Regions from separate parts of the Mus musculus genome. Here all the other regions are linked to region 1. Evidence: chromatin loops called from intact Hi-C (ENCODE). Cell type or tissue: left cerebral cortex. All regions are shown on one strand.

Region 1 (8,000 bases):
GATCTCGTTGCTCTGGCTGGGTTCTCTCGGGTCGGACTCTGATCCTATTGCTCCAGGCTTAGTCCTGAATCCACCTGGCTCTACCTCTGGTCATTACCCGGGACAGCTTAAGGTTCTCAAGGCTTTGCTCAGGTTCTGAAGCACTACATCGTTTTCTTCTGGCTCTGTTTTGGGTACTCTCCGCGCTACTCGGGGAGATCTCTGCTCTGCCCTATATCTTCCCAGCTAAACCTAGGTTCTCCCGCGCTTCCTGGCTGCGGAGTTGGGACCGAGTTCTGCCTGCTATGTCCCCCGGGGCTTCAAGGATGGCAGACTTCTCGCTGGAGCTTTTCCTACCCGCGATTAGCGGGTTCCAGAGGGTGGCGATGCTCCAAGTTGTCAGCTTCTCCAGGGAGGTTGTACTGCTGGGCAGATGAGGAATAAAGGGACCGGACCAGGTGGCCTACGATGCTCCTGAAGCTGCTATGCTGTGGGTGTTCCAGGTAGGAGCTAGGGAGAGGTGTCAGGCACCCTACTCTGAGCACCGGGCTTTGCGTACTGGGATGCTAATAGCCTCCCTAACCCGGGCATTTCCAGCCCCAGCCTCTGCATCCCGGGTGCTGCACCCAGCCTCCGGGACCCACACTGAGAACGTGCAAGGGCGCAGAGAGCCCCTTCCCCAGCCCCGGAACCATGACTCAGCATTTCTGGTGTGAAGTAGTGGAACCGGACTGAGAGTACGCATTTGTAGGGTGGTGTATCTGCTTGAATCCTGAGGGAAAGGACGGGTTGGAACCAAACCGATGAGCTCCATCCAGTGTAACTTTGCTCCGCGTTTGAGCTGGTGTGCGTTCAGAACACAGCAGCTCACAGGGTATTAGCTCCGTATTAACTCGTTTTCAAATCTTTGCCATAGGAACCATAGTTTATGGCACTGATCTCTGGGGACAGCTGGCAAAATAACAGTTAGCGTGAGCCTTCAGGCCCAGAGCTTTGGAGAGAAAAGGAAAACCTGCAGCTGTCTTTCACGTAATTCTTTCGAATAAACTAATGTTTTAAAGACGGCGAGAAAATAACACATCTGACTCCCAAGGAGATGTTTTATAAACATTTATCTTTGGAAAGTTGTGTTAGTTTTCATCCCAAAGATAGCCTTAGCTGAAGAGTTTCTCAGCCCTTTTAATTTCCCAAGTGCTTTTTTTCTTTTTTTTAAATCATAAAACTAGGAACGCTTCTTTTTACACTGGATGGACGATAGGCGTTTTCATGGACTGGGTGAGGCTGTTGATTAATTTGAAGGTGTATAAGCTCACTGCACTCCATATGCGGACTTTTTACAGCCCTGGAGCCTACCCTGGTCCCTGGCCTGAGAACAGTTTCCATTTAAAGCGTCAGGGCTGAATGCCTGCTGCTGGAGGACGGGCATAGTAAGTGTAAGGTGCTGGCTGTCCAAGTGTTTTTAATAGTTCCTAATAGGAACTCTGCCAAGCCAGAGGAGGAGGGGCTATCCACCTCCACCTTTTATCACTAGCTTGACTTCATCGCCCCTGCCCCCACCCTGCGGAGGGGTTGGGGATAGTGATGGGGATGGGGATGGGGAATGAACAGGGCTGGCAGAATGGGGAAAAGGAAGGATATGCAACCTGTTTCTGGTGCAGTTGTCTAAGACTGTTGCTCTTTGGTTTTGGGTTTTTTTTTTTTTTTTTTTTTTTTTGGTTGTTTGGTTTCTTTCTTTCTTCCTTTCTTTCTTTTTCAACTTGTCACAAGCTAGGTTCATCTAGGAAGAGGGAAACTCAGTTGAGAAAACGATGCTCCCATCAAATTGGTTGGTAGGTAAGCTTGTGTGGGCATTTCCTGATTAATGATTGATGTGGTGTCATTCATGGGCTGAGCAAACCAGTAAGCTCAGCCCACTGTGAGTGGTGTCATTCCTGAGCTGAGCAAACCATGTTGGTTCCTGCCTTGACTTCGCTAAATGATGGGACTATGGTGCAGACCTGTAAGGTAAATAAACCTTTTTCTCCCTAGGTAGATAGATATTGTGTGTGTGTGCACGTGTGTGTTGTGTTTATCACAGCAATAGAAAGCAAATAGAGACACAGAGGAATCTCCCCCTCTTTTTCTTTTCTTTTCTTTTTTCTATTTGTTTGTTTTTGTTTCTTTGTAGACAGGGTTTCTCTGTATAGCCCTGGCTGTCCTGGAACTTACTCTGCAGACCAGGCTAGCCTCAAACTCAGAAATCCGCCTGCCTCTGCCTCCTGAGTGCTGGGATTAAAGGCCTGCACCACCACGCCCAGCCCCTCTTTTTCTTAATGGGCCAATTGAGCTGTGAGTCTACAGAGCACAGGGTGTGATTTGGAATAGTTACCTCATCTGGAAGAGAAAGCATCGCAATCCCCTCTGCTCCTTCGGTCACTTTCAGTTAGAATGGCCAACTCATCTATAGTAAATGAAGTGTGCCCCATGGTCCAGTGCAGCAGCAAGAAGCTCAAGGTCCTTGAAGACTTCAGATACTTTTAATAGTTTGTTTTTCTTTCTTTTCTTTTACCTTCTTCTTTGTTGTTGTTTGTTTCTTGAGATATGCTCTCACTCCATAGCTCGGGCTGGCTTGGGATTCACTATGTAGTCCAGGCTAGCTCTTTACTGATCATAATCCTGCCTCAGCCTCCTAAATGCTGAGATTACACATTCAGTGAGCCACCACGCCTAGTTAGATCTGCATAATTTGAACCTGCAAGAAGGGATGGAAAACTATTTTATTTGGTATGCATCAAGCATTGGCCTAGTGTCCTGGTTAGTTTTTATGTCAACTTGAAACAAATTAGAGTCATCTGTGAGGGAGATGACTTTAATTGAGAAAAGGCCTCCATAGTATCAGGCAGTAGGCAAGCCTGAAAGGCATTTTCTTAATCAGTGATTGATGTGGGAGTATGCAGCCCATTCGTGTTTCCACCTCTGGGCTAAATGGTCCTGGGTGCTAGGAAATTAACATTTCTATGAGATACCCCATCCCCTAAATTTCATCAGCTTTTGAATGCATATTTTATTTATCTTGGTGTATATTTAGTTCTCTGCAGTTTCATGACAGGCATCAATTTCTGAGATTCTACTACAGTCACAATGCCTAGAGCACTTCCATCTTGTGGATGATATACTTCCTCACTGTAGCCATGCGCCTAAGATCTAACACCTAATCAATAAAACTCCCACTTGACCCAAGACGACCACGAATTCTCCATCTCTATAGTTTTATCATAGCAGAATTGTTTCATACATACTTTATTGAGGTTGGTTTCTCTCTCTCTCTTTCTCTCAGCATTTCTTTGGAGCCTTATTCAGATGTTTGTGTGCAATGAAGAGTTAATTCCTTTTCACTTCTGAGTGGTATTCCACTGTATAGATGTCCCGTAGTTTATCCACTTTCTCTATTTTTGTACCTTATATTTTTGTTCTCATAGAACCCCAAATCAAATTTTAAAAACTTTTCTTAATAAAAGTAAGTTTATATCCTTGATACATTGACTGTGTGTCACATATTGCATGGGAGGTAGTAACCCCCTTAAGAACAAACATAATTGATCTGGAGAGCTGGCTCAGCAGTTAAGAGCTCTGACTGCTCTTCTAGAGGTCCTGAGTTCAATTCCCAGCAACCACATAGTGGCTCAAAAACATCTGATGCCCTCTGGTGTCTCTAAAGATAGCTACAGTATACTCATATAAGTAAAATAAGTTAATAAACCCTTTTTAAAAAAGAACAAACATAATCAAGTGATACATAATTCTTTTGTCTGGACAAATGCTCTGTATAAAGAATAACAGTGGCACCTGCTTAGTAAACAGCCTGATCATGTTTCTCACATAAAGGGTTAAGTTGACTGAGGAAAAGTTTACCAGATCATAACAATTTCAAGGACCAGAGCAGGGAAACAAGTTGTGACAGGATTGTACTCTTCACTTTAGCTATCAACATTGAGACTGTTTCTAGAACGCCCTTCCCAGGGTGGCTCTTCCCAGGGTGCTAGGGCTGGCCCCAGAGACCCTGGGGGGTTTCACACCTCATTTACTGTAGAAGAGTTGGCCACTCTAACTGACAGTGACCAAAGGAGTGGAGTGGCCATGGTCAGGCAGAGAAGGTTGGTGCAGGTTTTCAGGCTGTGGGGTCTCATGCAGATTAAATATGAAGTGCTGACTACTCCTGGAGGTGACATCACTAGCTCGGGTTACAGGCCTGCTGACTCCCTCAGCTCCTTTTCAGTTGCTGAGGGTGCCAGTACCAAGATATTCTGGCATGTGGTATCTGTGGTGCTAGTTCATCAGCCCTCTTGCCCAGTCTTAAACGCTCCTGAGCAAGGACGTGCAGGAATATTTTTAGACGGAAGTAAAGGAGAAACAAAGAGTGTTTTCCTTCTCCACAGACCTCACACACTTTTGATTCTGCTTCTGTTTTTACCCTTAATTTCTTTTTTATTGGTGTTTATTCAGTGTACATAACTGGGGTCGGAGGTCTTCACAAAGACTGTTTTCACTCGAGTGTATCCTGTACTGACACTGTATCCCAGCCCATATCCTCCCCTCCTCCCCTTTGTCTTAGCTGCCCCCTTACCTCTTCTCTGGGCTCACCTGCATGCCATGTGTGTGTGTGTGTGTGTGTGTGTGTGTGTGTGTGTGTGTGTTATATCTATAAACTCCAAGTTCTACCTGTGAGAGGAAACATCTGATAGTTGATTTTTCTGATCTGCAGTTGCGTCCATTTTCCTGTGAAGGACATAATGTCATTTCCCCACCCTGGTCACTACCTCTGAAATCAGGAGGGATGCATTAAACGTTTCTGTAGATACTAAACTGACAGAACAGAAGGCCACAGTGCCCATAACACCCCTTGAAAAATTGCTTTGATTGATTTAAAAGGTACTTAGTGTTTTCATTTTATCCTCTTGGGAAGAAGTTCCTGTGGAAATTTCCATTAAGTCAGTGAATGGAACCTGCCTGAAGAGACTATAGTCTTCAGCACTGAAGATGGGGAAGCTAAGGCTAATTACAGGACCTTAAACTCATGGTTTTTCTTTCCATGTTTAGGCTATTAGATCATTGTTTGCTGTAAAGTTTTACTGAACACTCCTGATACTAACATAAATCATAAGAGTGAAGTGGGTGGCTTAAATGTCAGAGCTAAAAAATAGAATATGTTAATATGTGTGTTGTGGGGACCTGCAATGCTTTAATGCCTGATAATGACAGATTTTACCAGTAGTTTGCATCTTAGTAGCCGTAGCATTCTGCCAACTCTGAGAATGTGCAAGCATTAGCTATCATCACCTACACCCAAGGACCGTGAAATGTTCATCTTGTGTCTACTCCTACTGATCTGACCTCTTTGAGGTCTTGTTGTCAGGCAGTCTGTCTCTGCAGGGGTGACAACTGCTCTCTGTCCTATTCTAGACAATAAGTGAAGATGGCCTGGGATGTTTGATTAAGGTACCCAGGGTGGGTGTTCTCTGATGGAGACATAGACAAGTAAAAAAAAGGATTGAAGGCAGTAAAAACTCTAGTGGGGCAGGAGGGAAATGACATTAGAGAACAAACAAAACCACCCTGCCCTGAAGTCATGAGAGTGGGAGAGCTGGTCCAGCCCCTCTGTCTGCAGCACTTGGGAGAGCAGGCCCTGTACCTTGCTTGGGCAGCACAATATAGTTGACCCTGCTAAAGTGATCTTCGGTGAGCTTGCCCCCTATGGCATGAGAGCAGGAGAGTTGGCTCTACCCTTTGCCAGCTGTGGTGTTGGGTGAGCTAGCTAAGGCAGTGCTTGGAGAGCTCACCCTGGTGGTGTGGATGCAGGAAAGCTGGTGGGCTGACCAACTCAGCTGCCACCTAGCCCCAAATCCAGGGCTTTGAGCTGGCCTACCCCATCTGTTAAGGACTAAAGCATGTAAAAGAGCTGGTTCCTGCAGATCCAAAGCTGCAGGATCTTCATGACACAAGACAGCAGCAACAGGATATCTTAGAGGATCCAGGATTGATGGTGTAGCAGGAGCCAGAGGTCTCAAACCAGACCCATGACTCATTGCGATGAACATTTGCAAGTGAAGATGTGTTGACAAAGGGTATTTTGGGACACACTGTCACACATTACAGCTTCCACAAGGAGATTTCTTTTTTCTTCGAAGGGGAGGTTGCAAGGGTGGAGGGCAGGTACGAAAAGACAGGGAGATGAGTGGGATTGGGATGCATGATGGGAAATTCACAAAGAACCAAGAAAGAAAGAAAGAAAGAAAGAAAGAAAGAAAGAAAGAAAGAAAGAAAGAAAGAAAGAAAGAAAGAAAGGAAGGAAGGAAGGAAGGAAGGAAGGAAGAAAGAAACCCCAAACTTTGAAAATTTCTATACTACAAAAAAAGCCCTGGAGGTAGAGACTGTGATCATGTCACAGGGTGAAGTTGAGACCTCAGTCTGGTTGTATAGGAAGCCAGGAACAGAGTACTAAATTGAGGGGTGGGGGAGGATTTACAAGTTTGTCCCCAAAGCAAATCAGGGAATGCCTTCAAAAGTAATCTGTTTTTATCGACAAATATCCTTCTATTTTCTTTGCAGCCACACTCTTACTTTTTCCAGGTTTGCGTGTAGTCAGTCATTCCTCTTTTTGAGGACTGAGGAATGCTTGGTCACACCAAAAGAATGGTAGTGTGTCCCTCTCACTGATAAGACGTGGCTTCTGCCTGCAAAGTCCTGGACTCTACCCTGTGGTCTAAGCTGTCGTCTCCACCCAGCACCCTGGAACCCTTGTTCCTTTACAGAGCAGACTGCTGCTGAGGGCCTCTGCAGTGAGCTGTCTTCTAGAAAGCCCTTCCCCATGCTGGGCAGGGCCAGCTTTCTCTGTGCTTTCAGGGTCTGCTCAGACATCACTTTGTCACAGAGGCATGCCCAGGACTCCTGATCTGCACCCGCTCCCTGTTTTCACTTTCACTTTCTTATGCTGGTCTGTTAGTCACCTTTTCAGCACTGTGACAGAATATGTGAGATTAGTTAAGCGAGGATGAAAAGGAGGGAGGGAGGAAGGGAGGCAGGGAGAGAGGTACGTCATATTTTAGCTCACAGTTCTAGTGTGTGATTGCCTGGCTCCATGGTTTCTGGGCCTAGGTGAAGCAGAGCATCATCATGACAGAAGGGTATAACAGGGCAGAGCTGCCACCTCATGCAGCAGGAAGTATAGAATGAGACAGAGAAGATCATGGGGGCCAGATAAAGCCCCCAAGAGCCCCCTGCCCTGTGATCTATTTCTCCAGCTAGACTCCACCTTCCTGTAACACTAGCAAATTACTAGTCTAACACTGGATAGTTTCTGCTTAGGTCAGAGCCCTCATGGCGTGAACACTTATCATACATCATTTGCCCTTTCCCCCAGGGTAGCACTGGTTTGATCCGCCTTCTAGGAACCAAACACTCAACACATGGACCATTTGAAAGACTGCCCTTATCCAAACCCTCCATACCCCGACTGCTGACATCATTTTTGCTCCTGGTTTCAGTGTTCTGAGAACTGTCTATAACACGTAGAGCTTTGCCTTACTTGCAGAGCTGAAAAATTAAAGGTGGAGCTGTGCTCTGCATGGGAAGCCTCTTGGTTTCTGTCTTTACATTTTTTTTCTGTGTGTGTGTCTGTCTGTCTATCTACATATGTACTGGAGTGCAGAGCCTGTAGAGGTTGTCAGATGTCTTTGGAGCTGGAGTGATGGATAAATTGTAAGTTGCCTGAAGGGAACCAAACTCAGGTCCTCTGGAAAAGCAGAGAGTGCTCTTACCCACTGGGCACTCTCTCCAGCCCAGTTTTCTGTCTTTGCTTTTTTTTTTTTTTTTTTTTTTGTTTTTTGGTTTTTTGGTTTTTTTGAGACAGGGTTTCTCTGTGTTGCCCTGGCTGTCCTGGAACTCACTCTGAAGACCAGGCTAGCCTTGAACTCAGAAATCCGCCTGCCTCTGCCTCCCAAGTACTGGGATTAAAGGCGTGCGCCACCATGCCCGGCCCAGTTTTC
Region 2 (8,000 bases), 180 kb before region 1:
GAGAGAGAGTGTGTGTGTGTGTGTGTGTGTGTGTATGCATGCATGTATGTGAGTGTGTATTGGCCAACTTTCCCTTCCTTAAACACCTGGGATAGTTAAATTTAAAGAGAAAAGATTTATCTGTGTTCATTATTTCAGAGGTATCTCCATAATTGATTGTCATCATTTTAAGCCTATGGGAAGGCAGGCCCATCATGGTGGAAGTCTGTGTAGAGTGGAACCATCTTCCTCATGGAATGGAAGAGAAAGGAACCCCTAAAGGAGTGTGCCCTCGGTGAACTAGGACCTCCCACCAGACTCTACCTCACAACAGTGCCAACTTAGAAGCCAAGCTGTGAACACATGGGCCTTTGGGGAAAACTAATTATGCAAATTAGAAGCCAGATCACTGTGTGTGCCAGAATGTTACTCCATCTCCAGGAGATCTGTCACCCTCTTCTGGTTTCTGTGAATACCTACACACATAAGACACACATACACATGAGTAAAGATAAAATCTTAAAAGAGAAGTCTTTCTTGGCTCACAGTTTCATGAGGTGGGGGGAGGCTTGGTGACATGAGGGATCTGAAGCAGGAAGCCAAGAGATCACATCTCAGCTACATACACACATCAGAGAGTGAGAACTATAAGTGAGGTAAAACTTTAAACTCTCAAAGCCTGCCCCAATGATGTACTTCTAGCAAGGCTACTATGCTAAAGGTCTCATAACCTCTTGACACATCAGCACAAAGTCGGGACCAAGTGTTTAAACACATGAGCCTTCATGGGACATTTCTCATTCAACCACCACACTTTTCCTGCCACAATGGACTGTGAATATTCAAACCATGAATCAAAAGAAAATGTTCCCTCCTTAAATTGCCTCTTGTCAGGTAGGTATTTGGTCATAGCCATGAGAAAAGCAGGGAATATACCACTGTTTGTCAAAGCCCCACAGTGAAACTGAGCTGCTACCTAGAGGGCATGTGTGTGGTTAGGTTAGAGTATTCCACAGTTAGTATACTGTAGAGACTGCAGATTATAGGTTAGAGGATTCTATACTTAGTGTGCTGTAGAGTACAGGCTTTGGGATAGATAGCAAAGAAGAGCAGAGGAAACACCTGGAAGACAAACAAGACACCCAGAAAATTCAGATCTGGTGTCCTGCCCACACGTGGTCAGTCCCATCTTACAGGAAGATTGGGTAACAGACGGTTCTCCAGGCTCCATCCACATGGAAAGAGGAATGTGATGTTCCACATGGCTCTGAAGATAGACAAACACTAACTCAGAGGAAGAAGAGCCAGGGGGATTTATCAGAAGCATTCCTGAATTTTGAAGGAAGTGTTTTCCTGATGAGAAAATTAGGTACTGACAGCTCTATTTGGTATGAACGGTTTCACAGAATAGCAGTTTCAGACAACGTTGATGGGTTCTGCTCTGATGCAGCAGGTGAACACCTCAGCGCTCTGTCACCAAGCAGGTAAGGATGAAACAATAACTTCCTCACAAAGCTTCTTTCAGCCCATTAGAGAAGAGCAACAACTCCTTGTTTCAAAGTTGCAATTTAGCGGTTATTCACTTGTAAGAGCTCAGCTGTAGCATCACTCAGTCCTGTCCCAAAGACCTCCCTTCCCATCCTTCACCCAGTGCCAACTCCAACCAGGAGCAGACCTTTTAAAATTGAACATAGGTGCCCATGTGTGAGCCCTCCCCTGTAGCAAGTGGTAAATGCCCCTGGTAGGTTTCAGATGTTGGGTAGGAACACTTAGGCAGAAAGGGCAGTGAGTGAAACCCATCATCTGAGGAGAATGGAGTGTATTTGCAAACAGTTCAGTATTTAGGGCTAAGTGTGTTAAATATTGTAAACATATTGCCTGCATGAAATTAAAAATGATTTTTACTTTTTCCAAGCTTATGTAATTAATTAAGAAAAAGAAAAACATAAATAAAAATTATGTTATGAAATAACCCAAAAGTTAACATAGCTTTATCTAGATTTTCTGTTTGCAAAATTAAGCCTAGTTTATAGATATCTAGTTCTAATTTTTGTGAGTTGGGTGAAATTGTGGCTTGGTAAATATGTGTCCATAAGAAGTGTGTGTATGTGTGTGTGTGTGTGTGTGTGTGTGTGTGTGTGTGAAATATCATTAATTGACCTATGGTGTAGTTTACAACCTGTTGGTATTATGATGAGCTATAAGTCTTGAAGAAAGCAAGGGCACAACAGGGGGTCCTTTTATAGAAGTTGCAGGAAAGTCACTTAACCAAGTCCCAAAAGCTGAACACAATTAAATTCATAATTTAAATATTTAAATTAATAATTTATGTAAACACATATCAATGAAGAAGCTTATTATTGGTATCTTACTTTTTTGAAACCCCCTTCCCTGTTTAAGTCATCACAGTAAAAAATGACATTGAGATAATAATTGCTAAAACAAGAGAATTCACTTTATGTAAGCCATCAGAGCAAGCACTTTACACATGATTTAATTCCTCTGGGACCTGGTGAGGCAGACGTTTTAAAGGATTAGTAGGAGGATTTGAGAGTTTAGAGAATTTTCTTAGAGTCACCCTGCTAGGAAGCAGAAGGCCCAGAATAGTGAAGTGTCCCTGAGAATTGGTGTTGCTGGGTTGGAAGAAGTGGAACTGGTATGAGGCAGAGCTTGACAGCCTTCTGGTTTGCGGGCATCTCTAAGCATGGTGTTTACAACGGCAGTTCACATGTCCTTGTTAGGTAGCTAGATGGAGATTAGGAGCCCCAGAGAGCTTAGAGGATGGACCCCTCCCTAATGAAATCTACTTCTGGCCTTGGACATTCTTATCTGCTCCAAAGATGAGAACATTACGTCCTGTTATCTCCTCCTGTAAGAGTTAATCCAGCTGAGGGCTGTCATTCACCTAGCTTGAAGTCCATCCCTGGGGAAGCTGATTTACTTAAAGCCATGCTAAGGAGAGAGGAGGAAACGTTATCTCCTTAATGAGATAATGTACTTACTCTTCCCAGAAACCCCTCCCCAGGGCAGTTACTTGCTGAGTTTTCCCGTCTCGTAAAACAACAGTTTGACTGATTTCCAGAGGGACCCAGAAAAGCACAACTTTTGCTTTTCCTTCCTTTATTCGCCTTTTCTTCCTGACACCGGACAAAGGCTGAGCATGCTTCCCCTGACTCTCTTCTTTCCTCTGAAATCCCTCCCTTCTGCTGTTCAGCAGCTTGTCTGCCATGTAGCTGCTCACTGACCCCCCCCCCCCCCCCCAGACTCTGCTTTTCAAAGTCTTGTCTCTTCCTTCCTCTTTCCTGTATCTTTCCTGGCTACTGCCAAGACTGACAGCTGGTCTGCCTGGCGTTTCTCTCAAATGCTAAAAAAAAAAAAAAAAAAAAATTGCTCTTGAGAGTCTTACTAAGTCTGTTTTAAAATTCTTTTGCAAATGAGATTATGTTTCCCAATCCCTGCAAAGAAAAAAAAATAACTCAGATTTCCCCTGTAACATATACACACAATTTGGGGGTCCCCAAAGTTTTTAGAAATATCCTGATATGGTCTCAGAGTCTACTTTCCTGTCAGCTGTGACTGCACTGCACTGCATGGATGAAACAAGGTCCTAGGGCTATAGAAGGGAGGTCGGTGCAGGCTCAGAAGAGGAGACTCCATGCCTTAGAATGTCCAGTTTGTACCAACACTTCTTTGATGTTGGTCATGAGCAGTGGATAGTGCTTAGGATGCATCTAATCTGCAAACACTGCACCCTCCAATCCTCACCTTATCACTGTTTCTGTTGCAGTTTCCCTGAGCATGTCTATTTAGCAGGTTGCAGGGAGGAAAGTTACCTTGCTCAGCCTCCTCATTCCCTCCTGCTGGGCTCAGGTGCCCACCCTGGAACCTGTGACTGACAAAGTCACCATGCTACCAGCTGTGTCCTTTCGAATTCCAGGCATTTCTGGCATCCCCTTGATTCTCATGCCCTGTCACAGCTGAGTAGGTCACTGGGCCTAGAAGCAGAGCCTGATGCTCATGGTGACATGTGCTGCCATTTACTTTGTGACTTGGAATTTTAACCCCAAATTTTATTATAAAGACTCCTCTAGCATCTTGACAACCCCCACCCCCCACTACAATTAGATTAACAAACCCATGCCATGTGTGGCTGGTCAGTTCTGAAAACTCTTAATTCTCAAATTGCTCTGTTAATAGTTGTGAGGCTCTATAGAGACTGATAAATCACCTTATGACTAAGCCTCCCAAAGGATTACTCTGATGGTTCCCTGGATCAGTAAGCATTTAGAGCTCTGTTTCTGCAACCCATGGATTTGCATCTGCTGTTTGTTTGTTGTTGTTGTTTTTTAAAAATAAAATCTCAATTGTTTGGTTTAGCCAGATGCTGGGGTGAAAGCCTGCTAGCTCAGAGAAGCAGAGAAAACACACAGCTGGCCTTCCTTCATAGCTGATGTCCCAAAAGGAAGCTCTCCTCCATGAGTCTCAAAACACCTCAAACTGAATGTCCTTCCCTTCTACTTCCTGTGTGCCTCTCTACCCATCCTCCTGACTTCCTTTTACTCTCTGATTTTTCCCATGTTTACTTCCTGTCAACTGGTTGCTTGCTCTACCTCTTAACCTATGGTTGACTTTGTTTAATGCTGTTTACAATTAACAGAAAGCTCTTTGATTAAAGGTGTGTGCTAGGACTGAGTCATGAAACTAGGCACAGATGGAATTACAGGTGAGTCTGATTTGTCTTGAGTGGGTGCTGGGAATCAACAGTAAATAATGCAATATCAGGGGTCACAGTGTGGTCAAATATACTGCAACATGCATCTACATTGCAAACCACAGGTTTGCATGTACTGATCAGTATAATTGGGTATTGATGGGTCTCTCTGTGCTGGTTCCCTTTATTTATTTATTTGTATCATGCCTGGTATAAATAAGCTCTACAACACATTATTTTGGCTGCTCAACTCCCATGTATGGGATGTAACAAGATTTTCTTGCTGTATTTTGACCTTTTCTTTTTAATTGCATTTGACAATGCTCAGCATTGCAATGTTATAGCCGTGCTGGCCCAGTAGAACTTCCCAGAAGACCACAGAGAAGGTGGCTTGATGTCATGTACCATGTTTATGAATGGCATTAGCTCTTTTATTTTATTATTATTATTATTATTATTATTATTATTATTAGTTTTTCGAGACAGGTTTTCTCTGTATAGCCCTGGCTATCCTGGAACTCACTTTGTAGACCAGGCTAGCCTTGAACTCAGAAATCTGCCTGCCTCTGCCTCCCGAGTGCTGGGATTAAAGGCATGCGCCACCACACCTGGCTTGGCATTAGCTCTTAACTTTACTCAAGGCTAGTTGTGAGTCATGAAGATCTTTGGACACAGTAATCTTTTACTTTCCAAGTAGAAACAATGATTCCTATACTCTTCTTGATTTCTGTGTTGGGTACTTTGAACAGGAATGAAACTTTTAGGATTGTTAAGGACTTGAGGTACAGGGTACCAGAAATTGTTATAAAGCTGATGAGGGATGTTAAAGGGTTAATGATTGAAAGAAAAAAAGGAAGAAAGAAAGAAGAAAGAAAGGAAAGAAAGAAAGGAAAGAAAGCAAGCCAGCCAATGTGAGAAACAGTCTGTCTGACTCTGTCCACTCTCCGTCTTGGATAAGTAACCTAAAGACCCATAAGCCAGGAAGCATGTCTTCAGGTTTTCTTAGCTGATGGGATCTTTGTAACTCACAGAGCTACTATTATATTTACATGTCCTGTAGGCCCCTGATAAAGCTTTTTGGTTAATTGCTTTTGAATTAACCCAAGCATCTACTGAACAGGCAGAGACGAGAAATCTGAGGTGATTTCTCATAATAGGGTGTTTGTTTCTCCCCTTTTAACCTACCCTTCTTTTGCTCCACCCATGTTTCCCGGCAGCCCTAGCATTCAGGCATTGGCAGCTGCAGCCTGGTAGACTTAAGTGATGTTTCCTGATACACACAAGGTGCTCTTCTGTAGTAGAGTCAGGGGAACCAAAACATAGTGTTTGGGCTTCCTCTTTATTTCTCCCAGCACTTGACAGCTTGGTCGGGCTGTGGGTTCTGAGCTGGGTTGGGACATCTTGGTTCTTATAAATGGTATGGGGTATAGTGAGGCTTGTGTCTTTCTGCTGGACAGCCTGGTATTTGCACTCATAACTCTTTCTTGGAGATATCATTTGTATGTTTGAAAACATGAATGCCTTTTGAATTTGAATATTTATTTTAAAAAATTGAGCCCATATATTTTGCTTGTTACCTCTAAAATCTGTCTTGGTGTATTTCAGAAAACTTAAAATATACAGGGATACAATCTTTTTATAATAAAATTAATATATTTAAAAAAGGTTTATCTTATTTTTAATTATGTGTATGCAAATGCCCATGGAAGCCAAGGTGCCATATCCCCTAGAGCTGGACGTTCACAGGTGACTCTGAGCTGTCTGAAGGGGGTGGTGGGAACCACATTAAGGTCTTCAGCAAGAGCAGAACAGGCTCTTAAACCCCAAGACCTTTCTCTATCCCAGTGACTATCTTTTAAACAAAGTATGAAACTTGGACTTAGTGGCAGAGTGCTTGCCTAGTATGTACAAGGCCTTGAATTGTGAGTCTTGGCATGGAAATAAAATATACAACTGCCTTTCACAGAGTATCCAAATAGTTAAGATTAGGAGCAAAGTCAGCATTTTATAACATCTTGACATTTATCCGAGTGTGGTATCTTTAATAAAATAACTAACTTTAAAGTATTAAATGTATAAGAAAACCCTTGGTAAGTTTTACAGGGTTTGGAATGGATTCAACAAATACCTCTGCACTGTATTCCACCCAATTCTGTTTCTTTCTCAAAAATACCATTATCTTAAATTTTATATTTAGTGTCCTCTTTTTATGATTTTAACAGATATGATTGTGACCCTAAGGATGTATTGTGATCTTTCAATGCATTGAAATTTAAATTGACTGAAAAGCTGTTCTGTTAATAATTTAAGTTACCTTTTCACTCACCTTTGTTTTTGATGTTCATCTGGGGCCTTTGTTTTGCCCAAAACCAAATGGCCATTTTCATTATAGGATCACAAATTAAATATACACTGTGCTATAATCATGGGGTAGACATCTGGTTTTCTACTGGTCTGTTACAGGTAATCCTGCTGTGAACTTCTCTGTGCCTATTGCTGGAGGGCTGCAAGGCTTACTAATGACTAGTTCTAGGATTGACATCTCTGGGTCATAGGCACTGTGATGGTTTATACATGCTTGGCCCAGGGAATGCTACTATTAGGAGGTGTAGCCTTGTTGAAGTATGTGTGTCAATGTGGGTGTGGGCTTTAATACCTTGCTCCTAGCTTCCTGGAAGCCAGTTTTCTGCTAGCTGCCTTTGGAAAAGGAGGTGGAACTCTCAGCTCCTCCAGCCCCATGTATACCTGAACACTGCCATGCTCCTACATTGATGATAATGGACTGAACCTCTGAACCTGTAAACCAGCTCCAATTAAATGTTTTTCTTACAAGAGTTACCTTGGTCGTGGTTTCTGTTCACAGCAGTAAAACCCAAACTAAGACAGGCACCATTAGCAATACCAAACAAATTTGGGTTTCTTTGATTTATGTGTACTTTCCAAAATACCACCTCAGTATTATATTTTGTGACTGAGCCATATTCTTGGTACTGTCAGACTTCAAAATTCTGGCCAACCTGAGGGGTGTGGAATGGTGGTACATCACTGCAGGGTTGGTTGTTTTTCTATGAATTCTAAAGAGATGTTTCATGATATGCTATTGGTCACTCGAGTTGTCTCTTCACTACAGTTCATGTGTTTTAATTCTTTGTTCATTTTTTTCTTGTTAGTGGGTTGTTCTATTTATGTATGCACCTCCTGGGCTGATATATATATAGTGTGTGTGTGTGTGTGTGTGTGTGTGTGTGTGTATTGCTCTTTTCTTTGGGGGTGGCAGAAAAATATTCAAAATTTATTTTCAGACAGACAG
Region 3 (8,000 bases), 190 kb before region 1:
GGTCGTGTACATTTCAGTTAATATGAATATTAAAATTTTTTATGCAGAATTTTGTCTCCAATACAGTTTTCCTCACTCCAACAATTCTTTACTAACTCACCCAATTTATAACTTAAAAAATGAACACAGAAACACTGAGGCCAAGAGGGCCTAGTATTCTTGAGACAGAAGATACAGGAGTTACCATGGTGAGACTAGAGCATAGACTGCCTTAAGGACCACCTTATCATTGTCCTTCATGATGTAGGATAACTCATGCTGTCCTCTCTCCTAAATGCTAGTAAATGGATTTTAATAAACTCTATTAGTTATTAATATGACCCTGACAGCCCCCCAATAATCATGGCAAAGTCCTATGGGTTTTTTGTTGTTGTTGTTGTTTTTTAAAATTAGCTCTAGCACAATTACTGGGGAATTACCTCTAATCTAATTTTCTCTATTGCTAGACTGGTAGTTCCCAGCTGCGCTCCCCACATACTTGCTGTTTGAATCTCCCCAGGTTATTTCTGTTCCAGCAGTCTGTCCTGGGGCGGGGGCAGCGAGGGGCAGGGCATTTTACTCAGCGCTTGCTCCTGGTCCATCTCATCTAATAGAGATCGCCTGTTTTCTGTTTTCTTTTTTCACCTCCTTTCTTCTCCTCTCTCCTCCTTCCTCGTGGTCCTTATCTGTGATCCCAGCCCAGTAACTTGAACACTGCCTTTCTGTTCTTCCCAGCAATTGGCTGCAGTCACCATTATTTAACCAATATTTTTAAACTGGGGAGAAAAGTTTACCCAGCATCCCTTGGTGTACATGAGGATCTGCTCATCAGGGGCAAGCAGATCTTGGGAGCCAGTATTTAACATTTAAATACACAGCATCATCAGACCAAACCCCAACATGCTAGTGTCCATGTGTAGGTATTTCCCTGTTTGTTCTGAGTTAAAAGTATGTTTTAGGTAAGAGAAGGCCACATCTGTTGGGACAGGATTGTGACCGCCTGTGTGACCTCTGGTCAGTGGGTTAGATTCTCTGGTTCCAAGTTTTTTAATCTTGAAAATGACAGCCATAAAAGGGTATTTCTGTTTAAGCTACCTCCACAGTTCTCTGGTTTTCTTACAAATTTTTATAAATCTGCAGACTGCAGTTCTTTGAAACATTGTTTTTATCCCCCATGGCAGGTGAGAACTTTGAGGCTCTGCTTGGTGATGGGATCTGGGAGGGAGTGTCTTTGAGCTAAGACACAACTAGTTATCACTTCTGCTATATTAGTACCTTGCTAAAAACTAAAATGCTTTCAAAGTTGCATAAGTGAAAACTGGAGATTACTGGAAGGATACAGGAATTCTCAAAGGGCCCAAGTGTGGGTGTGGGGTACTAGCTTCTAGCAAGTGGAAAACCTGATTCGTTTTGTCCCTTCTCTAGTACCTGAAAATACTTTTTTTTTGCCTTTTGTCCAGGTGGTCTTCATTTCCCTTTTCTTCAAAGACTGGCTTTCCTTATTTTGTGAATGAAGACTGGGCTCATCCAACCCAGCTTTGCATGGCTTCTCTGAGAGACAAAGTACAGGGGCTGGGCTGTGAAGATCGCTTAGTTGTGTAAGACAATTCCTGCCATTCATGGTTATGAACACACATAAGAGACTGGCTACCTGGCATGGGCTAGATGTCTGCTTATACAGTAGTGGGAAACTAGTATAAAGTATAGTGAAAAAAGTGAGTGCAGCATTGTGAGCCACAGGCCAAAGGATCTCGAACAGTGGCTAACTTGGTTTTGTTGTTGTTGTTTGTTTGTTTTGTGGGCTCTAGGTTTCTCTGTGTAGCCCTGGCTGTCCTGGAACTTGGTCTGTAGACCAAACTGGCCTCAAAGGGAGGTGGGGAAGGTTCCAGGTAGAAGGTGCACCACAATTAGCATGAAGATGTATGATTTCCAGGAGAATGAGCGTGACAGTCTGAATCATGGGGAGACACAGGAGCCTGGAACTGGTCCTCCTGAAGTCAGTGTCAAGAGAACTCTTGTCTTTGACAACAGTTGTGGTTGCCTTTGACTTAGATTCCCATGTTAAAAAAAAGTTATGTGTCAGAACGAACATGATATTTAAATGAGATATTGAAGATTTTTCATATTGATACTAATTTTTTCTTTTAGAAAACCAGAGCAAGAGTTCTGAAGGTTTCAAAAATCATATTTGAATCATGCATATTTGTAGAGGCTTGCATTGATGATCTCAAGCGAGTTCTTTATATCCATTTGTATCTTGAAAGAAATTTAATATTTAAGGAATGGTGTCAGGAGCCTTTTTGGTATGATTGATTTTTCGTCCCATGGGATGGAGAAATTGTGCCATCACTCATACCTAGTAATTGATTTAAGGTTTGAAAACTAATTTTCTTCCAAAGAACATGAAGATTAATGGAAACTTTCTTATAATCATTTCTGAACACCTACAGCTGGATGTGTTTGGTTGAAGAGAGTACTGACCAGTGAGGTCTGAGACTTGGTTCCAAGAGACATTTGCTCCTAAACATAGGCAATTAGAAACAAGGTGACCATACAGGAATTAGGTCTTATGTTCCTGCTCTTACACATGTATTAAACACACATAGCCTGGTTTCCAAAGTCCAGCCTTCCTTATCTTGATCATTTTAAGAGTGAAATAACAGCTTATTTATGTTGATAAAGATGCATCTGAGTTCCCTTGAATGGAGGAAACATGTTTCCTTCGTAGCACTTCTGGTAAAAAATGAGAACAAGGACTATTTGTTGAGTACACACCCACCTGCATCCTCTACATCATTCTTGTGTGTCTGGCTGATCTGTAATGCTCCGATAATTGTATGGTTTGAGATTTAACTCCTGTCTGTTGTATCCAAGCAGCTGGCAAACTCTGAGCTAGAACAGGTGATTAAGTGATTTCTTGTTTTGCCTGGACAAGATGATGAGCAGATGCATTTGAAGTATTTTCTTTCTGGCTTGTTCCTGAGGAAGTTCTGAAACTCAGTGTCTGTGTTTTAGGTGATGTAGCAAGTGTTGGGTAGCACCAGATTGCATTCCAAGAAGTCACTTTGCTCAAGATGATATGATAATGTCTACGGTATCATGCCCTTTAGAATCAAAGCGTGTATGGGGGAGAAACGGTATAATTCTCAAATAAGGAAACTGTGTAATGATTGAAGACTGTACAGGTGTATAAAAGGATTTCCCTTCATTTATATTTCTTTCATCATGGTGGAGTGGTATTGCTTGCTGATACAAGTATGAGGCTCAAACATTAATTTTATCGATAAGAAGATGTACTACTCCAAAGTTGAGAATACAGCCTTCTGAGGCAGTGTTGCTTAAGTTTTAATGGAGTGATGTGTAGAAATAGGCTATGTTACGATTGTTGCTGTGCAATAGTCTCCTTGGAGTTGGCTAGTTTTTATGGAATTGGAGATAATGTCTCAGATAAACTTCAAGTCTAGAGAGGGTATGACGTTATCTTTCAACTTTAAGAGTTTCTGATTAAGTTTTCAACTCTCAATCACTGTTGAGATGAAAAGCACTAAAGAGTGTCTGCATTAAGGCAGGAAAGTAACTCCTGTAGCTGTCACACACCCTCAAAAGAGGGTCACTGGCCATGCTTGCCATTGGGAAGGCAGAGCTCAAAGATGTTGTATAATTTGCTTAGCATCGCAGACTGAGAAAGCAAGAGGCTTAGATGTGTGAACTTGGTCCTGGGTCTCACTATGTTGTCAGAGCCTTACATTTGTGAGACTGAGCCCTTAACACCAGATGTTCAGTATCTGTGATGACTAATTCTCCACCACACTGACAGGATTTAGACTTGCTGGGGGAGCACAACTCTGAGTGTGAGGAAATTTCCAAAGGTTTGACTGGAGAAGGACAGCCAGTCTGAGTGTGAGTGGCACTGTCCTGTGAGTTGGAGTGCTGAATGGAATAGAAAGGACAAAGCCAGCTGAGTAGCATTGTTCATCTTGCTCTGCCTCATGACTGTGGCAACAGCCCTCCTGTTCCTGGTGCCATGCTTTCCCCACAGAAACAAGACAAAACAAGCTCTTCCTTAAGCTTTATAGGTCAAGTGTTTTGTTATTGCAACCAGAAAAGTACCTATCAAAGCAGTGTGGAGAGCATTGTTTTGGTCTGTTTTCCATATCCTGAGTGGATTTGGTCCCTATCTGACACACACTGATAATTTGCTGTGATCTCACCTCTGTCATCTTTGTGCTGGAGAATAGTGAGCATCAAGGTGCAGGGCCTTGGGCTTAGCAACTTCCAGGAGCTCCATTAAACCCAGGAGCCAAATGGGAACTTTATTTCTCTCCACTTCCCCTGCTTCATGCACTTTTTTTTTTTCTTTTTGGATTATAAGGTGCCAGCTCACTGATGGAATTAAAGCTTGGTCCTGATAGCTTATGGATTTTTTTGTTGTTGTTAGATCATTCTGTTCCTCTGGAAAAAAAATTTATGTGTAACATTTGTGAGGGTTGGATCTTTTTCAAGGTTATAATTACTTTACAGGCTTTTGGCCAGGATTTTAAAAGTAGATGCATGTCTGCACAAGCGTTCAATGTAGGTAAAGTGATATTTTACTACAGAGGTTTATGGTGGTGAACTGCTGTGTATAAGCTTTCTTACAAAGAAAGGCAGCTAATTCAAGTAAGAGGAAAGGGTAAATGTGGCCTAGTATGCCTCCTGTTTGAAACGAAATGTCCCCAAATCCTATATTTTATATTTATACATTTCTTTTAAATTCTTTACCCTAGAATATTCTGTTCCAAAAAAAAAAAAAAAAAAAAGGAAATCATTCTTCCATTGGCTAAATCCCATCATAAAAGAGGGGGGAGAAAAGCAATATAAATAACATAAGCACTCCTCTTGCTCTGGAAGAATGACTTTAGACACTTGCAATTCTTTTCCCTGTCCCTACAGGAAAACAGTGTGTATACCGGTCTCTGTGAACTACAGCACTGCAGCTGGCTCTCCTGCAGGGAGCTGGGCAGGTGGTGGTTTCCTTTATGTTCAGCCTTGAAAGTCACAACCATCAGGTCTGCTAGTCACACATGCTCTCCCTGATTCATTATGGGACAGAATACAAAAAGGCACATACTTGGGGAACCAAAATAGAGGCCTTTTCCTCTCTCTCTTCCTCCTAGTCTTTCTATTTCTTGTTGATTATCTTGAAACAGGATTTCTTAATGTAGCCCAAGTTGGCCTTGAACTTGCAGAAATCTCCTGCTTCAGCGTCTAAGTGCAGAGATTCTGGCTGGGCACTCCTATGTTGGGCTTGCAGTTCTTCTATTATGTCCCACAAGCTCTTCTGGATGCTCTTCATCAGTCTTTTGCTTTACATGTCATATATAAACTGTTTCTCAAGCTTGTCTCCACCCCTCTCATCTTCTTTTACTCTGTGAGGTAAATGTATTTATATCACAATATGATTGTTTGTGTTCATTGTCAACTTGATTTGGTATCACCTGGTAGACATGCCTCTGGGTAGGATATTTCCAGAGATGTTTAACTGAAGAGGAAAGATCGACCCTGAATGTGGGGTGGGGTACCATCACATAGACTGGGGTTTTGGACAGAGTGTAAAGGAAAGGAGAAAGAAGTGAGATTAGCACTGACATTTGTTCCTCTGTGCTCCATGGAGATGTCATGTTGGCTGCTTCACTGTCATGGCTTCGCTACCATGATAGACTTACCACCATGGACCAAAACAAACTCTCTCTGAAGTAGCTTCTGTCAGACATTTGTCACCAGGGTTTGAGAAGTAGGTAATACACCCAACATCTTTTAAAACATATTATCTTGTGAGAATTTTCTTAGTCAATTCTTCTTTAAATTACCCAAGAAAATTCTTGTTTTCTTAGGTAAATTCATCTACATGTAGAAAAATTTTCATTTGACTCTAGATAATTATAATTTTTGGTGATTTTATATTAATTGAAACATATGAACCATAATGCTATTTACTGCATCTCATTTACTTGTAGTTACTCAGAGAGTTCCAGTTCTCATTTTTTGTGTGTGTGCTCTCACTTTAACATCAGATTAATTGTTAGTCTGTGCCCATATTGTGGAGAAGTTTTTTTTTTAAAAAAAGTTTATGTTTTCACCAAACCACCAGAGCCTTTTCTAAACATCCTCAAAACAAGGATCAATGTTTGCCACAAGCATTTTCTTTAGAGTGACCCTGAGATTCGGGCTCCTTGGAAGACCTGTCTACCCTCCTCAGTTCAAAATGTCCATCTTTTTAAACGGACCCTTAGCTCTTTAGCCTTTGCAGGTAGCTTAGCATATCAACACTACTGATTGTTCTGTGTATAGGAAACTAGTTACCTTTGGGGTAGTTTTTTTATTTTCTCTTCAGTTTTATGAGCTGGGCAATTTTTCCTATCTTAGCATCAGAAGGAGTGAATACTGCTCTTCAGATCATACTATCATGGGATCACTCTGACAGTAGTGACTCTCAGCAGAGCTCACTTTGTGAGGAATACATACAAGCTATCCATCAGAGCTCTCCTTCACTGGCATCACATTTTATGCCAGGATGTTTTATGAAACTTGTACATTTCTGTCAGTTGAATCACAAATATTTATTCAACACCTACTAATTAGATACAATACTGAATTTCAATTAAAACAACAACAGGCATCTTAGAGTATTTGAGGAATAATCAACAGACTGCTAGCTGATAATGGAGCAGTAGGACTCACACAAGCATACTCTCCCATTTCCCCGAAGTCATGAATGTGCACTGCATGTATGGGTGGGTAGTGTCTTGATGCCCAGATTCCATGCTTGGTGATTCACCTGCTGCCCACCATTTTTATTTTTTGTTGTAAACATTGAATTTCTAGATTTCTCTTGTGTAGAGCTGGGAAAAACTTGAGCTGCCTGCCTGACCCAAATGTTTGCAGAGGAAGTTGGACATGACTGTTGTCCGGCTTAGTATTGTTATTTATATTGAGACAGGATTTACTGTGTAACCTAAGGTGGCCTTGAGTTTATTGTAATCCTGCCTCGGCCTCTTTTGTTGTTGGGATTATAGACTTGCTACCACATCAATCTGGCTCACTGTGCTTTCCCGTTTCAACGTTCATACTTATTAGTCCTTTTTTTCTCTCTGTCTGTCTCTCTCTCTCTCTGTCTCTCTCTATGTGATGTTTTATTGTGACTTAGTGGCATTTTATTGTCTTCTTTTTCATTTGTAAAGTTGTTTTAATTTTTGATATTTCAGTTTCTATAGCGGATGGTAAACCTTAGGCTAAATTCTCTCTGGTGTTCTTAAACCTAAGCTATGTTGGGCCTTCTGGGAAAATCCATTTGCTAGAGAGCCATCATTAGGAATATTAATGAGTCAATGATATAATACATTTCCTCTCCCTATAGGTAGAAGAAATTCACTATTCCATACAGTAAACCACCAGGAAATTAAAAACATGACACCTTCAAGTTATGATGGGGCTATGGAAAATATTTTAAATGTGGTTGAATTTGAAATAAGCATCATGGGATGCTTCAAGGATGAAAACAAAGGAAGTCCAAGTTCAGCCATGTGACCCAGGGTCTGTCAGTTGGTCATTAGCTCCTGGGCCAGTACTGGCTGACTCACACACCCCCCCCCCATACTAGCTGTGCCATATGATATGTGTGACACTGGAAGCCAAGTAAGATTCTGCAAATCAGAAATCTGTAGAAAATTTCCAAAAGGACCTGACAAGGGTGATGATGAAGGGTTTCTTAGAGGAGTGGTTTTTTGGAGTATGGGAGACTGACTTGTGTTATGATGCCATGGAGCACAAATGTACTCCAAAGCTCCTGGTTTAAAATCATCCAAAGTCTGTGCAATCAATTGTTTGTGATAAGTGTATGCTGTTAGGTGGCAGAAACATACAGCAGTTGGTGATGTTGTGATCAGAGAACTGCAAGAGCTTAGCCTCCTATCTCCGGAGAAGCAATGACTCATAGTCACTAAATTAGTGTGTGTAGTGACTTTTAAAAACTTAAATACAGT

What was found. Hi-C counts contacts between places; a loop is a spot of excess contacts. Peaks named below come from ENCODE experiments on the same cell type or tissue, not always from the same donor. Only the 100,000 strongest peaks of a DNase experiment are listed, where the experiment ranks them.
Region 2: a loop joins it to region 1, with 2.3 times the contacts of the local background. A loop is called at or near these places in 2 of 42 quality-filtered maps.
Region 3: a loop joins it to region 1, with 2.5 times the contacts of the local background. A loop is called at or near these places in 2 of 42 quality-filtered maps.

What each region holds. Positions count from the first base shown.
Region 1 is chr6:148,435,513-148,443,512 of GRCm38, reverse strand. All of the region lies in intron 1 of Tmtc1 (transmembrane and tetratricopeptide repeat containing 1), which reads left to right. Among named protein-coding and RNA genes, the nearest start is that of Tmtc1, 4.8 kb to the left of the region's middle. In left cerebral cortex, a CTCF peak has its summit at 3,680 (motif pointing left); DNase peaks (open chromatin) are centred at 368, 488, 724, 1,411 and 1 more place; H3K4me3 peaks cover 2,065 bases; H3K27ac peaks cover 1,568 bases.
Region 2 is chr6:148,610,916-148,618,915 of GRCm38, reverse strand. It overlaps Gm6313 (predicted gene 6313), which reads left to right and starts at 4,607. Exons shown (of 3, transcript NR_045867.1): 1 at 4,607-4,702. In left cerebral cortex, no CTCF peak of the experiment used is centred here; DNase peaks (open chromatin) are centred at 2,605, 2,878 and 3,260.
Region 3 is chr6:148,623,189-148,631,188 of GRCm38, reverse strand. No RefSeq gene overlaps it. Among named protein-coding and RNA genes, the nearest start is that of Gm6313, 13 kb to the right of the region's middle. In left cerebral cortex, no CTCF peak of the experiment used is centred here; DNase peaks (open chromatin) are centred at 3,788, 4,453 and 7,912.